Linked DNA regions of Homo sapiens: region 1 is linked to region 2. A link is a contact called in ENCODE Hi-C or POLR2A ChIA-PET data. All regions are on one chromosome and are shown on one strand. Each heading gives the region's core, a stretch centred on a gene start or an enhancer-like site at or near the end of the contact. The rest is flanking DNA. Distances are from core to core; before and after follow the strand shown. Region 1 holds the start of FRMD5 (FERM domain containing 5). Region 2 holds the start of TRIM69 (tripartite motif containing 69).

Evidence for each region. Hi-C counts contacts between places; a loop is a spot of excess contacts on that map. ChIA-PET counts read pairs that join two places held with the same protein, here RNA polymerase II (POLR2A). Pooled maps may share reads with other maps.
Region 1: a pooled map shows a loop between it and region 2 (2.3-fold over the local background). The contact joins the promoter of FRMD5 here to the promoter of TRIM69 in region 2. A Hi-C loop is called at or near these places in 3 of 50 pooled maps. POLR2A ChIA-PET finds 5 or more read pairs at or near these places in 3 of 52 experiments (HEK293T, PC-9 and activated B cell).

What each region holds. Positions count from the first base shown.
Region 1 is chr15:44,191,356-44,196,852 of GRCh38, forward strand. It overlaps FRMD5 (FERM domain containing 5), which reads right to left and starts at 3,916. Exons shown (of 14, transcript NM_032892.5): 1 at 3,598-3,916. The coding sequence starts at 3,699. RefSeq lists silencers at 3,247-3,306, 3,417-3,466 and enhancers at 3,800-4,301, 4,302-4,801, 4,317-4,416.
Region 2 is chr15:44,732,486-44,737,950 of GRCh38, forward strand. TRIM69 (tripartite motif containing 69) reads left to right here and starts at 4,043. Exons shown (of 7, transcript NM_182985.5): 1 at 4,043-4,225. The coding sequence starts at 4,220. It also overlaps the pseudogene RNF4BP.

The sequences.
Region 1 (5,497 bases), core at 2,666-5,165, 540 kb before region 2:
GGCGGGTGGATCACGAGGTCAAGAGATAGAGACCATCCTGGCCAACATGGTGAAACCTCGTCTCTACTAAAAATACAAAAATTGGCCAGGCATGGTGGTGGGTGCCTGTAATACCAGCTACTCGGGAGGTTGAGGCAGGAGAATCGCTTGAACCCAGGAGGCAGAGGTTGCAGTGAGCTTAGATTGCGCCATTGCACTTCAGCCTGGGCAACAGAGCGAGACTCCACCTCAAAAATAATAATAATAATAATAAAATAATCTATTCCTTATAAGCAGGGCATGGTGGTGCACTTCTGTAGTCCCAACTACTTGGGAGGCTGAGGCGAGAGAATCACTTCAGCCCAGGAATTCAAGTCCAGCCTAGGCAACATAGCAAGATCCCGTTTCTTAAAAACATAAAAATTCCTTAGGATATTACATGCCTAAGCACGTAAATGACTCCTTCAGTATACTGAGTTCAAAGATATTAGTTATCTTTTCATTTTTTAATTTTCCCTATTTTCTCCAAATAACAAAGTAAGCTGATAAATGTGGTAAATATATATATATATATATATATATATATATTATATATATATATATATATGTATCTCCATAAATGAAACAGATGAATGAAAAACAGATGAGTAGACCAGATCTGCATTTACGAGGAAATGACCTTCAAAACTGGCAGGGAGCTGTTAACAATGTTCTTCACAGGGGAGCAATTATACTACAACCCTCCTATGTATACTTTCATTTCTCATGGTCTACAAATACATTTGCATATCAGAAAGAGTGAAAGAATAGTCTGGTAACTGTGGCAACCTTCATTGAAAAGATATAAGGCATTTTCATTACCTTAATAATTACATCCTAAATGCCAGATCGGAATAAATGCTGCATTATGAAAGGATAGACAAATACTTTGACAGAATTTCTTATAACTGAAATTTACCAAATGGAACTATCATGACTCCAACCCAGTGATACATTTCTGATTCTGTAATATCCTAAGTAGTCTCTGATTATGCTAAGGCAGTAAAATCATTCTAAAATAGATACTTTATTTAAACAAAAATATGGCATACAACACTTTAAGGAAAATGAGTTCAAATTATCACCATAAAATATACAGTGCTACAATGCCTAAAATGTTGGGAATATTGCTTAACCTAATAAGAAGTTCACAGATCCTTTCCATACTGATTTAAAAGATCCTATGCCCAGTATTTAACAAATAAGCACATGCACATATACACACACACTCACTACAGAAATGCATGAAGGGAAAAGCTGATAAGAAAAGCTCAATTTCTAAATGTTCAAAAAAGCTACATGCAGAAAATGTTAATTTCATATAAGATACTGTCTTTTTGCTACATTTCCTCACATGGGTAAAAACAAAAGCAATTCGCCAAAGTGATGCCAAAGAATGACAACATTACATATACTTAACAATCCCTGTGTTCTTTAGATTCCATGCAAAAATCACAATGCACAATCATTAACATGTCTAGACAGTGGACACTTACTACAGTGTGGCCATATTACACCAAGCTTAATTTTTTAGGTGGCCTAGATATTTTATAAAATTAAATTGTAATAATGTAAAATGAGAGCAGTAGGAAAATAAGTACAGCTATAGTGGGATATAGCAAGCACAAATCCAATAAGTCCTATTTAACTCAAAAATATTTTTTTTCTAAATGGTAATAAAAACTACCCACAATTATAATACCAATCAAGCAACCTCAAAGGTTCCACTAACTGGGAAAAAAATAACTATTTGCCTCACTGCAATACTTTAAAACCACAAGGTTAACAATCATTTCTAGCGAAATGGTGATGTGAATTGTGTTTTATTTGTATTCTACACCTTGGCAAAAGTTAATGACCTGCCTCGGAAATTATTTCACATACCCCAAAAGTATTCTTAGGACTTATAAAGTCTAAATCTCACACTCCCCTTGATATGCTATTGGATAAATGCTTTAAATTTTAAAACAAAAGGATAAAGACTTTTAAAAAGCTCTAGACAATATACTCAAATGGTGAAGATATCAACTCAATGTATTCTCATACCCCAGCAAAACAAAAAAAGCAAAAAAAAACTGGACATGGCACAATGATACAATAGGAACAAAAAGTAGTATTCCACTCATTCAGCAAGGAAATAATACAGAGCATCTCTCTATCATATTCAACTACAAAAATCCTTTCACTTGATGGCTAGCATCTTTATGACTGCTTAGTCTGTATTTAAGTAGCCTTAAAAAGAGATTTTGTGCTCTTTCTCTACCCTCATGGATCTTTGGCAGCAGTCAGCACTTATGCCCAGAGCTGGTTTCGAGGGGAGGGAGAAAAGGGAAAGTGAGGAGAAGGCTGAACTGAGCACGGAGTCAGCAGAGACCAGCTGCTCTCATACACTACCCAGTGTCTTTCTCACACACCGCTATTTTCCGCGATTGAGCACTGTCAGCAAAAATAAATAAATAAGGAGGCGGGGGGCAAGAAGACACTGAGGGTAGGACCCAGGCCGACAGTTTTTGTCTGTCACATCTGAGCCAGAAGCCTCCTCCTGTTTTCCTGCTGCAAAGGCAAAGGATCAGGTGAGACCCCTCTGGGTCCAGCTCAATTAGCTTCTCCACAAAGAGCAGCTTCCGGCGATGAGCGCAGGATCCTCCTGGCTGATGAACTAAACACGGGAGCATTGTCAATGTTTTCAATCTCTGACTTTTTCATAAGGGAGGAGAGAGGGCTGTGACTGCATTCCCGGGAAAGACTACTACTCCTGACGTGCACACAGCAGTAGCGAAGGAACATGAGCAAGAGGTTGTAAAAATCCCTTCAAAAATACCAGGTTCTGAAAGAAATGCTGTTGAGCATTACCGTATTGTTGGCGTTTTTCCTAAGTCGCCGATTCTTCCTGGCCACTTCCAAGCCCCAAATCGCTGGGACTTGTTGCTAAATCTTTACCTCACGTCCCCTAGAACCGCCCAACACAATAAAATTTGGGGATCAAAAGGCGGGAGGGGGCCTAAATCTCTAAAACCCAGAGGACTGGGCTTCCTTCAATAGGCCACTCCGCATGGGCTGCGCGTTCAGTTCTACCTTCTGAAAGCTCTGACTCACAAATGGTGGGGGGAGGAATTATGACATAAACCATTATCCTTCCAACCCAAGAAAGATAAGAAAAGCCAGCCATACGTCCTTGCCCGGGCAGAGAGCCAAAGCCTGCGCCCCCGACGGGGCGGCCGGGCTAGGAGCCTACCGCCCTACCCGCCTCCCTCCGGGCGCCCCGGAAAGGTGCACCTTACTCGGGCGGGCTCGAGGAACCAGGACGGGGCGCCCTCACCCAGGGAGAGCAGGGTAGGACTTAGGGGTGTGGGACGCGGAGACTCGCCCCGCGGCGGCGGTGACACACCGGGTGCCAGGGCTCCGGCAGGGGCTCCGGTGAAGACGCCCTGCACTAGGGCGGTCCGCCGCAACCAGGAACGGACAAAGCACGGCGCTGGGGCTGGGGCGACCCCTGGGCGGCGGCCGCCGCCGGCCAAGTTGACCAGACTTGGGGGACAAGGGGGTCCCGCGGGCGGGGCGGGGCGGCGCGGCGCTGACCTGGATGGTGCAGGTGTACTCGCTGTCGTCCAGCAGCCGCACGGTGCAGCTGTACTCGCGCTCCAGGCTCCTGCTGCTGCCGCTCATCAACCTGCTCAGCATCTTCCCGCCCGCCCGCCCGGGAGCGACGCGGCGGCGCTGCGGACCCTGGACCAGGCGTCCCTCAGCCCGGCAGCTCCGCACCGACCCCAGGCACCTGCACCATCACCCCGGCCCCGTCGCTGCCGTTGCCTCCTGCTGGCCTCGTTCCTCCTCCTTATCCTCCTCCTTCCCTCAGCCGCCACCGCCTCCCCCCAGCCCAGATCAAGCGCCGGGCTCTGTCTCCTCGGCGCCCCAGTGCCCGTGCCCAGCTCGCGGGGCGGGGCCTCAACTGGAGGGGGCCAATGGGGGTCAGCGCGGCGGAACCGAGTGGCAGACCGAAAAGCCAATCGAGATAGAGTACTGGGATGATGGGCGGGATAAAGAAGCAATCACAGAAAAGCAGTCGGACCTAGTCAAGCCGGAGCAGCCCTCTAGCGTCCCAAACGAGGGGTTCCTCTCCGCCCCGTGGTTCCTATGGATGCTGTTTCCCCTCCCCCGGGCCAGGTGTGAGCACCCAACTGGATTGATGTCTGCCGCCTGAAATACACTTGATCTGCGTTTCCGAAGCCAAGCCTCGCACCCTGCAACACCGCGGTTCCCGCCCTCTTGGGAGCCGGAGCGAGGAGGCGGCAGGGTGCTGGATCACAGTCCCTGCACCTGCAGAATGCGGATACCTCTCGCTCCAGATAGGGCGACTGCCCCCGACCTGTGCTGTACCCTAAGTTGGCCCGTCTGGCCTCTGTGCTCCAGCCCTCTTATTTTGGGAAACAGGAGCTACTTAAATAAAAGCTAAAGGGACCTCAGAGGTTCTGAAGTACCCAGGTTTAATCCCCTAAAAAACCCTCCACTCTAACACCCTTTGCCTCCTTTTTATTTCAGAAGACAAAAGGAGACTGCTCCTTCAGCTGGTAGGGAGCAGAGGAAGCAATGAATCTTCTCCTTGCACTTTTAGAACTGGAAATTATGTCTTCAGACTTTCTCAATAGAACAACATAGTATGTCAGGAGGTATACATCACAAAGAATTGTCTCCTTCTCTTTGTCACCCCAAATTTACAGACTTCAAGGTTTTTTACCAGAACTTCAATAAGAGATATTCTCCCTCAAAGATTTTTGATGTGAGGAAATGTTATAAAATAATTATGTCGGCCGGGCGCAGTGGCTCAAGCCTGTAATCCCAGCACTTTGGGAGGCCGAGGCGGGCGGATCACCTGATGTCAGGAGTTCGAAACCAGCCTGACCAACATGGTGAATCCCCGTCTCTACTAAAAATACAAAAAAATTAGCCGTGCATGGTAGCACGCACCTGTAATCCCAGCTACTCGGGAGGCTGAGGCAGGAGAATCGCTTGAACCCAGGAGGCAGAGGTTGCAGTGAACCAAGATCACGGCCATTGCACTCCAGCCTGGGGGACAAGAGCAAGCCACCGTCTCAAAAAAAAAAAATAATCGTGTCAACATAGAACATTAATGCTGTAATAAATATATTAATTTAAAATAATGAAATAGGCATAATTTCCTATTACTTTCATTTGCACTGTTCTTGTTTATAGGTATAATGTGTAACAAAAATGAAACTCTACATTAGCCTAGAAAACTATCCCGCCTTTAAAGTATGCTTCTTCCCTAGTGTCTTTGGATTCCAATATTTTCCCCAATTTTTTTTTTTTTTTTTGCATGGGGAGATTCATTCTCTTTCATTCTCTCTCTCTCTCTCTCTTTCTCTCTCTCTCTCTCTCTCTCTTCCTCCCCCTCTCCCTCCCCCTTTTTCTTTCTATCACCTTAGTAACCTGGACTGCTCTTAATTGGTTGCATTCTCCT
Region 2 (5,465 bases), core at 2,793-5,292:
TTCTGGACCACATAAATAAAGACAACACCCTAGAGATGGTGAAGTAAGTTGTAAACTAAAATCCTAAGCCCCCTAATTGACTGAATGGAACCCCTCTTGACCAAAGTGACCCCAGAAAAACCTTAAAACTGAGTTCCTGGCCATGACGGGATGGGAGGTCAGACACGCTTCATTATATCTCCGTCTCTTTTATGGTTTAGACACAACAACTGACCAGCATTAATGTCAAAATAAAGATCATAAGGCTGACAGAATAGACCCTTTGTGGCAATAACAAATTATTCGTAAGATCTAAGGTCATGCCAGGCAAGTGTTATGTCATGCACTCCTACACTTAAAGAATAAACTATGTTCTAACTGCCACAAGATTTTCTATTTATTTATTTATTTATTTATTTTTTGAGACGGAGTTCTGCCCTGTCAGTTTTTCTTTTTGTTTAGCAGCTAAACAAGCACCAGCTGAGATAAGCAATTTTTTTTTTTTTTTTTTTTTGAGTCAGAGTCTTGCTCTGTCGCCCAGGCTGCAGTGCAGTGGCCCGATCTCGGCTCACTGTGAGCTCTGTCTTCTGGGTTCATGCCATTCTCCTGCCTCAGCCTCCCAAGTAGCTGGGACTACAGGCACCCACCACCACGCCCCGCTAATTTTTTTGTATTTTTAGTAGAGATGGGGTTTCACCGTGTTAGCCATGATGGTCTCCATCTCCTGACCTTGTGACCTGCCTGCCTCGGCCCCCCAAAGGGCTGGGATTACAGGCGTGAGCCACCGCACCCAGCCACTTTCTCTTGATAAGAAGACCACTGACTATGGGCTGGTTCTGGCCAGTTTATAGAGGCTAAGCACCCTTGTTCCTTCCTGTCCTGAACAGGCATTTTGACTTATAGGGTCTAATTGTTATGCATTTAAGTGTTAAGTCTCCACCTTAGGCCTGGCGTGGTGGCTCACGCCTGTAATCCCAGCACTTTGGGAGGCTGAGGTGGGTGAATCACTTGAGGTCAGGAGTTTGAGACCAGCCTGGCCAACATGGCAAAACCCCGTCTCTACTAAAAATACAAAATTAGCTGAGTGTGGTGGTGCACGCCTGTAATCCCAGCTACTTGGGAGACTGAGGAAGGAGAATCATTTGAACCTCAGAGGCAGAGATTGCAGTGAGCTGAGATGGCGCCACTGCACTCCAGTCTGGGTGACAGAGTAAGACTCCGTCGCGAAAAACAAAAAACAAACAATAACAACAACAAAAAGAGTTAAGTCTCCACCTCAAAGTGAACATGGGTTGTATGTTACATGCATGTTTGTTCAATAAGCATGAGTCAGGATGACCTTCATAATTATTCATAGCTCCTCCTGTAACCTGTTGAATATGTATGTTTAGCCAACCTATTCAGCATCAAGTTCCTACCCCTGCTCCTCCTTTGAAGTGCCTGTCTCTGGTCTTTGCCAGAGATTGTACTTCCTGGCCTGTGGGATGGCCACCTTGCAGGCCTTTAACGCTTTATAAGAAATAAAGTCTCCTCTCCAAATTTATGGATGTTGTGAGTTCTGTGTTAACAAAGTAGAGAGAAGGAATTTGGGAGACTGACAACTTTGCAAACCAGAGCCACTATAGAAGTTTGGACTTTTACTTAAGAGAGAAATAAATTTCATTCTTGCTTAAGCAACTTTTATACTGGGTATATTAGTCAGGTTGACATACAAAATTAACCATCACTCTGGGTCTCGTTTACAGCAATGGAATTTTTTTATTTTTTATTTTTATTTTTTGAGACAAGGTCTTACTCTGTCAACCATGCTGGAGTGCAGGGATATGATCATGGCTTACTGCAGCCTCGACCTCCTGGGCGCAAATGATCCTCCCACCTCAGCCTCCTGAGTAGCTGGCACCACAGGCACGTGCCAACATGCCTGGCTAATTTTTAAATTTTTTGTAGGGACAGGGTCTCGCCATCTTGCCCAGGCTGGTCTTGAACTCCTGGGCTCAGGTGATCCTCCCACCTTGGCCCCCCAAAGTGCTGAGATTACAGGCATGAGCCACCATGCCTGGACACTGTTTTTAAATAGTGAAAAAAAGACTTGAAGTACTCTTTGTGAAGATTGAGACTTCTTGCTACATAGGATTTGGAATCACAGGCTTCTAGAGACAGAAGGGGGTCTTAGGAATTCACATTTTAAAGAAGGAGGAACTGACACCCATAGGAGTTAAATGTCTTAGCTAAGGCTATTCAGTGCTCTGGTGGTGAGAGACAAGGCTTCCATCTTCTAGGCCAGTACTCTTACCCCTAGGCTAAAGGTTCAAAAATGTGCAGGCGCTGGCTTTAGTAAAATCAGCTATACTAAGCATTGTCAAATGTTTTAGCCAACAACAAAAACAATCAAGATGAAACAAAATTACTTTTTTGACTAAGTGATCACCAGCATTTCATAGACATTTATCTGACAAAGGTTTTGATCTAACAAATGCCATGTATTGCCAAGGTGAGCAAGATACAGTACTACCTATCCTGTGGTTTGTTCACAACTTAGTGGAGGGGCAGACATGCAATCAAACAATTAGAATACACTCTGTTAAAGCCACGTGTACAAAGATCTAGGGTGCTATAGAAATGTGTAAAACTAGGCCAGGCGTGGTGTTGCTCACACCTGTAATCCTAGCACTTTGTGAGGCTGAGGTGGGAGGACAGCTTGAGCTCAGAAATTTGAGATCAGCCTAGGCAACATAGTGAGACCCTGTCAGAAAGAAAAGAAAAAAGAAAAGAAAAGAAGGAAAGAAAGAGAAAGAGAAAGAAAGGGAGAAAGAAAGAAAGAGAGCAAGAGAGAAAGAAAGAGGAAAAAGAAAGGAAGAAAGAGAAAGAAACAGAGAGAGAAAGAAAGGGAGAAAGAAAACAGAAAGAGAGAGAAAGAAAGAAAGAGAAAGAAAAAAAGAAAGAGGAAAGAAGGAAGGAAGGAAGGAAGGAAGGAAAGAAGGAAGGAAGGAAGGAAGGAAGGAAGGAAGGAAGGAAGGGAGTAAAGCTGTGTTTCTCAACTGGGGAGTGATTCCAACCCCTGCCCCCAGGAGACATTTGGCAATGACTGGAGACATTTTTGTTATGACTGGGTTTGGTGGGGGGGGGGTGGCTACAGGCATCTAGTGTGTAAACGCCAGGGACACTGCTAAATATCCTAAAATTCACAGGACAGCCCCTCTAACGTAAGACTTAGCAGGCCCAAAATATCAATAGGGCTGAGGTTGGTAACCTCTGGTATAGAGCCAGCAAAATATCTTCTACAAGAGACAGGGAAGTGGGTAAAGCTTGGTTTGGGGATGAGGGGGTGGTTAGGGAAGAGTTTAGTAAAGAGATAATGACGGGGGTGTGGGGGAAGGGAAACTCCCATCCGAAGGGACAACATATACAAAGCTGCAGAAGCGTGACATATTTGGGCGATCCCAAACACTGGGGAAAGAGCTGTGGTCATTAAGTCTGGACAGCTAGGCAGGAGCTAGACGTGCAAGAAATCATATTGAGTTAGAGGAACTACTGTAAGAAAAACTGTTTGGCTCTGTGGTGGCTCTTTATAAGTCACTCAGGAGCACAGTGTTGGTACATCTCTCTGCGAGCTAAAACTGCTGAAGAAAGCTGTATGAAATGAAGCTTTTTTCATCCTGCTTTCTTAGGGCCTGGTGTTTCCCAGGCCTGTGTTACTGTCTCAGAGATAAAATCAGGGCTGCTTCATTGGAATATGAGAGGTGAACTAGCTCTCTATTAAAGCCACTCAGCTGGTGTCTTGATGGTGTGATGGGATCATGAACAGGGGTGAGGTGGTTATTTTTCATGAGTTAGGCTTAATATAGGCTGCTGCTGACGTGTATTTCCTCTTTCATAGAGCATCCTTAGTCCAGAAATGGGGAGCTATGAACCTTAAGATTAGACCACTAACTCGAATCTAAATGAGCTGCCCTTGTCTCCTACAAAAGAAAAGTTGGGCAGGTAGGGTATTCTAATGAGGGTTTCTCTTTCTCTTAAGCAAATGATGATCAAAGTTAACTGACAAACTGTCACGGAATCTGCCAGACCTCACTCTGGCCTTGCTGCTTCTCTCCAGCTCCTGAACTTTTCTTTCTTCCATCATGCTCTGAGCCCATTCCTTGAAAACTAAAAGGTCCCTGACTCCCAGTCTGCAGCCATCCTGGGCCTGCTGAGCTCTGATTCAAGTGCCTGCCTCTGCCCCTTGGTGGGCTGAAGCTTCATGGAGGTGAGTGACCCTTTTTTTTTTTAACTTAGCAGGGCTTCTAGGAATAGTGTGGAAAACAGGATCATAGAAGAGGATATGGATTTAGGAGCACAAAAGGAAATTCATGAAGGGAAGTATTTAACTTGTGACAGCTGGTAGCTACTATACTCTCTCCAAGCCTTGGAATAACTGATAATTTATACTAGAGAAGCTGGTAGGAAAGTAATGAAATCCACCAAAACATTTTGAGAAAAAATAAACTATATACTATATACAATTTACTTTCATTATCAATGTAATCATTTTATTTTAGATTTAAAAATTATTATGTATAACTTGGTTTGCTTACAATACCTTCACATTTGATTATTTTATATTTAAGGCAGAGTTGATACTTAGATAGTAAACATTTTTAATTGAATTCTTCCTTTAAGACCTCTTCAGAGCTAAAATAAAGGAAGTTATGTTCTTCTGAACTTAGTGTTTTCCTGATTGTCAAACAAAAGAAAATGGTTATTTACTACATGAAAGCTTGAAAAACTCACTAAGGGTTTTTCAGGGGCCCTTGAATCCTGAGTTATCATCCATTTCCACTAGTTTCCACTTCTTATAAAGTTTAATTTCATTATATTAATCATTAAGATCAGTTTCTAATTTCCTCTATCATAGGACCTTTAGGTTTGCTGCTACTCATCTCTGTGCTTAGCTATTGAAGCAAACAGGGCTATAAGCATTTTGTTTATAATTTCTAGGGCAAAAATAAACACTATTGCCTAAACCTACTATATTCTTATTACTTTAAGGCCAAGTCAGTGAAAATAGACACTTTTCCATAATAGTAAAAAAATTGTTTGTGTGATAGTGAGTTTCCCATTACTTCAGATGTTCAGGCAGAGGTTGGAAAGGAGTGAATTAAATGGCTTAAAATTTCTTTCAACTCTGGGAAGCTCCAAGAAGTCAGAAAGTTCAGAATCTTGCCTTCTTATGTGCAAATGGCTTGACTCGTGAAGCAGGAGTGTGTCTTGCTCTTAGGTTTAAGCTGGCTGTGCTATATAGTTTGTCTCTGTGGATGAACTGTATTTTTCTGCTCTCAAAGTTAATTCTTCATAAAAACTGCCCATCAAAGTTTAAAAATTACTTTGAAGGAATAAAGGTTGAAAAGCAACAAATGAACTCTCCTTAGATATCTTAACTATGATTTCAAAAATTTACAACACAAAACTTCTCAGGAAAAAAAAATCTCTGGTAAAAATTAAGGATT